Regions from separate parts of the Homo sapiens genome. Here region 1 is linked to region 2. A link is an interaction called in ENCODE POLR2A ChIA-PET data of the cell type or tissue named here. Cell type or tissue: CD4-positive, alpha-beta T cell. All regions are shown on one strand.

Region 1 (2,500 bases), 180 kb before region 2:
CCCCACTCTTTCCCTCCCCCAACAAGCCTCTCTGTCTCCAATCAGCCCCCCAAGTATACTCAGCCTTCTCTCCCATCCCAGGCTGTGTGGAGCCAGGGTCCCCCACCACCTCCTCCCTATGGCCGCCTCTTAGCCAACAGCAATGCCCATCCAGGCCCCTTCCCTCCCTCTACTGGGGCCCAGTCCACCGCCCACCCACCAGTCTCAACACATCACCATCACCACCAGCAACAGCAACAGCAGCAGCAGCAGCAGCAGCAGCAGCAGCAGCAGCAGCAGCAGCATCACGGAAACTCTGGGCCCCCTCCTCCTGGAGCATTTCCCCACCCACTGGAGGGCGGTAGCTCCCACCACGCACACCCTTACGCCATGTCTCCCTCCCTGGGGTCTCTGAGGCCCTACCCACCAGGGCCAGCACACCTGCCCCCACCTCACAGCCAGGTGTCCTACAGCCAAGCAGGCCCCAATGGCCCTCCAGTCTCTTCCTCTTCCAACTCTTCCTCTTCCACTTCTCAAGGGTCCTACCCATGTTCACACCCCTCCCCTTCCCAGGGCCCTCAAGGGGCGCCCTACCCTTTCCCACCGGTGCCTACGGTCACCACCTCTTCGGCTACCCTTTCCACGGTCATTGCCACCGTGGCTTCCTCGCCAGCAGGCTACAAAACGGCCTCCCCACCTGGGCCCCCACCGTACGGAAAGAGAGCCCCGTCCCCGGGGGCCTACAAGACAGCCACCCCACCCGGATACAAACCCGGGTCGCCTCCCTCCTTCCGAACGGGGACCCCACCGGGCTATCGAGGAACCTCGCCACCTGCAGGCCCAGGGACCTTCAAGCCGGGCTCGCCCACCGTGGGACCTGGGCCCCTGCCACCTGCGGGGCCCTCAGGCCTGCCATCGCTGCCACCACCACCTGCGGCCCCTGCCTCAGGGCCGCCCCTGAGCGCCACGCAGATCAAACAGGAGCCGGCTGAGGAGTATGAGACCCCCGAGAGCCCGGTGCCCCCAGCCCGCAGCCCCTCGCCCCCTCCCAAGGTGGTAGATGTACCCAGCCATGCCAGTCAGTCTGCCAGGTGAGCGGCCAGGTGGGGCGGAGGTGGGCCTGGAAAGGGGACGACGACAAGGCGGCGACGAGAGAGGGAGTAGCAGGGAGGGGCCTTGCGCTGGTGTAGTGTTTTAGAAAAGCACGCCCCTCTCCTCCGTCCAGGCCTAGTGGCCAGTGAGGCCCGCAGCAGCTCACAGCCTGCAGGGGTGGTTTTGAGGCGGGGGCTACAAGCACTCGCCGGGGCCGCGGCGCTGCGGGCTCCATCGGGCAGCTCGCACCGCCTGAGCGCCCGCTGCTTCCACGCCCGGCAGGTTCAACAAACACCTGGATCGCGGCTTCAACTCGTGCGCGCGCAGCGACCTGTACTTCGTGCCACTGGAGGGCTCCAAGCTGGCCAAGAAGCGGGCCGACCTGGTGGAGAAGGTGCGGCGCGAGGCCGAGCAGCGCGCGCGCGAAGAAAAGGAGCGCGAGCGCGAGCGGGAACGCGAGAAAGAGCGCGAGCGCGAGAAGGAGCGCGAGCTTGAACGCAGCGTGGTGAGTGCGTCACTGCCTGCGCCACCGCCTTCTTTCCCTCTTTCCTTCCTTCCCTCTGCGCTGCGCTGCGCTACGCTACGCTGCGGGGCTGTGGCTGGGTGGGCGGGCGAGTCACGTCGCCACCTGTCGGAGGGGAGGTACCACTGCAGCCCAGGAAATGGAGCCCAAAAGGTTTTCAGCGAGAGCCATCTGCATTCCTGGGTTGGGAAAAGGCATGCTCAGATGGGACTACCTGTGGATCCCAAGAAGGGCAAATATTCGGGAGCGGGGGCCGCAGTTAAGTTCCAGGTGGGCAGAGTTTCAATGAGTTGAGGCATTTTGGCATTCGGCTGTCGAAACAAATGGGCAGCTTAAAACCAGCCACCTCTTTTCATAACTGCCGCTTTGACTCCACTTTTCCCTGTATCCCACAGAAGTTGGCTCAGGAGGGCCGTGCTCCGGTGGAATGCCCATCTCTGGGCCCAGTGCCCCATCGCCCTCCATTTGAACCGGGCAGTGCGGTGGCTACAGTGCCCCCCTACCTGGGTCCTGACACTCCAGCCTTGCGCACTCTCAGTGAATATGCCCGGCCTCATGTCATGTCTCCTGGCAATCGCAACCATCCATTCTACGTGCCCCTGGGGGCAGTGGACCCGGGGCTCCTGGGTTACAATGTCCCGGCCCTGTACAGCAGTGATCCAGCTGCCCGGGAGAGGGAACGGGAAGCCCGTGAACGAGACCTCCGTGACCGCCTCAAGCCTGGCTTTGAGGTGAAGCCTAGTGAGCTGGAACCCCTACATGGGGTCCCTGGGCCGGGCTTGGATCCCTTTCCCCGACATGGGGGCCTGGCTCTGCAGCCTGGCCCACCTGGCCTGCACCCTTTCCCCTTTCATCCGAGCCTGGGGCCCCTGGAGCGAGAACGTCTAGCGCTGGCAGCTGGGCCAG
Region 2 (2,500 bases):
GAGCAGCGGGTCTCCACCCTGTGGTGTGGGAAGACCCACAGGCCCTAAGATCCTTTCACGGGGTCTGTGAGGTAACAAAATGACTTTCATAAAAATACTCAGATGTTCTTTGCTTTTTTCCCTCTCATTCTGTCATGGTATATGGTGGATTTACAGAGGCTACGTGATGTGCAATGATTCATCCGTGGCAGTGAGCGGGATGCGTGCTTGTGTATCTTTGTGATTTAAAATGTTCTCAATTTTGATTTCTAGTACAGTGACTATTAATAGATATACCCTACATAAGCCAAAGCTCTCTGGAGTTCTCAATAATTTTTTAAGGGTATAAAGTTTGAGAACAGTTGCCCTAGGGTGACTACTAGTAGAAAAAAGCAAAGAAGTATAGCTGAAAGGCCGATGTAGAAATGAAAATGGATGTCTGAATTTGGGGGGACTTTTTTCTAATAGGGTAACCTATTAGAAATCATCCTGGTCTGTCTAGAAATGAGGTTTTCCTAGGACATGAGGTTTTCAACACTAAAACCAGTTAAGTTCCCCGACACGCCAGGACAGTTGGTCACCTTATTGCTAACACTTCAATCATTTACTTCAGTTCCCTTTCCCTTACCCAAGTGTCCCTAAAGAGCATAGGCCACCTCTGCTCTATGTTAAGGCCCCCAAGTGCAGGTAAGGGAGCTGGGATTCCTGGCATGCTAAGTAAAGGTAGCAAGCTACCAAATTGTAAGGATACTATGTTTACAAATATAGAAAGCACCCGTGAGAAAAATCTAAAATAACTGCTTCCTATTAGAGTATGGGGTTGTGGATGATTTAAACCATGTTTCTCTGTTTAGTAAAACTTCTTTAATATTATTTAATAACTTTGATAGTTACAAAATAAATGTATCTGAAATTATAATTGTGACCAGATGGTCCTTTCTGAGCCAGACAGGATTAGAGAATGAGGGGATGGATCCTTTAATCGGCATCTTTAATCCACATGATTAATGAAGAAGTTTTTGTCCTTGCATATAAACTTAGGCCAGGCATGGGTCTTTCCAATCTTAGCTGGGCAAACAAGGTTGGGGTGCTCCAGTGACTTTATTTTTGGTTTTATTTTTGAAAATCGTGTTGGTGCTGCCCCCTTCTGTCCTGAAAGGGGAAGGGCAGGACAACAGAAAGTGCCTTGGGGCTTCCTGGCCAGGGAGTTTCTCTGCAGCCTTCATGAGCCCCCAGCATTTAGAGAGGAGCTTGCCCTCTCCTGGAATCCAAACAGCCACAGGAGAGCCCAGGCAGAGGAGTCTGGGGCAGCACGAGCCATTTCTGTCCACAGCTTCCCTGTCTTATCTCTAGATACCTTGCCCTGGGCTGGGACACGTGGGGGCTTTTGTGCCCAGTGCCAGGTGAGGAGGGAGATACAGGAGCGAGGTGAAGAGCAGCAGGGGTGATGAGGCGGCTGAGTCAGCCAGACTGGGACCCTTTGCTTCTGTCTGGCATGGCCAGTGGAGATGTGGACAGCCCAGGGCAGAGGGGTGACCCTAATGGGTCACACTCCTCCACCCCCAAGTTATCTCAGGCTTTCATGTCAGGGCCTTGACTTCCATGCCTTATGGACACCTAGGCAGTCGCTAGCTCAACCCCAATGGAGTGTCAGCCACTAGGTTTAGCCCTTAAGCCCATCCTCCCTACTCTGCCAGTATCTAAAATCTCAATCAATCGTGCCCCTTCCCAGGTTAAAACTTTTCAATGACTGTGCCTCCTGATCCATGAGATGAAGCCCCAGCCACTTGTTTGTCTCGTCAGGTTCTTCCTTCATAATCAGGCTCTGCATGACTTTCTGGCTTCGCTCTCCACCGCTGCCGCCTCGCATGTGTGTTCCAGGCGCGGTCATGATGCTATGGCTTCACAAACATGCCTTGCGTTTGCATGTGTGACTCCCCGACCAATGCCGTGTTCTTCAGTCATCAGCATAACATGCTGCTTAAAGGAGTGGGCTTGTGTGCCACACTCACCAGGTTTAAACCCAGGCTCTACCATTTAAAAGTTTGGTGACCAAGGCCAGCTTACATAATTTCTCTGTGCCTCTTAACATCCTCATCTGAAGAACAAGGATGAGGACAACGGTACCCACACCAGAGGGTTGGTGTGAGGGTTAAATGAGTTAATAACCAGAATTGCTTAGGGCAGTGTCTGTCATTTGGCAAACAATAAATATCATTACTTGCTTAGGAAGCAGAATAGAATAGCAAAATGGTTAGATCAGTGGTACTCAACAAGGAGCAGTTTTGCTCCCCAGGGGATATTTGATGATATCTAGAGATTTCTTTTTTCCATTACTGGCATTTAGTGGATACAGGCCAGTGATGCTGGTAAGCATCCTAGTGCACAAGGCAGCAGGTCCCACAACAAAATGTTACCTGGTCCTGAACGTCAATAGGGGCGAGGTGGAGAAACTGAGGGTTGGGTGGTCAGGCTCCAATCTGTTTGGGTTCAAATCCCATCTCTGTCTTTTATTTCATGT

The links. Peaks named below come from ENCODE experiments on the same cell type or tissue, not always from the same donor. Only the 100,000 strongest peaks of a DNase experiment are listed, where the experiment ranks them.
Region 1: POLR2A ChIA-PET joins it to region 2 with 5 read pairs; 28 of 35 experiments call an interaction of 5 or more read pairs at or near these places.

Annotation. Positions count from the first base shown.
Region 1 is chr12:6,936,492-6,938,991 of GRCh38, forward strand. ATN1 (atrophin 1) reads left to right here. Exons shown (of 10, transcript NM_001940.4): 5 at 1-1,070; 6 at 1,354-1,576; 7 at 1,990-2,500. Among named protein-coding and RNA genes, the nearest start is that of RNU7-1, 6.1 kb to the right of the region's middle. RefSeq lists a silencer at 1,038-1,107. In CD4-positive, alpha-beta T cell, CTCF peaks have their summits at 1,712 (motif pointing left) and 1,922; DNase peaks (open chromatin) are centred at 330, 1,560, 2,450 and 2,500; H3K4me3 peaks cover 1,877 bases; H3K27ac peaks cover 2,275 bases.
Region 2 is chr12:7,112,362-7,114,861 of GRCh38, forward strand. All of the region lies in intron 6 of C1RL-AS1 (C1RL antisense RNA 1), which reads left to right. Among named protein-coding and RNA genes, the nearest start is that of C1RL, 4.4 kb to the left of the region's middle. RefSeq lists an enhancer at 906-1,407. In CD4-positive, alpha-beta T cell, a CTCF peak has its summit at 1,126 (motif pointing left); a DNase peak (open chromatin) is centred at 1,120.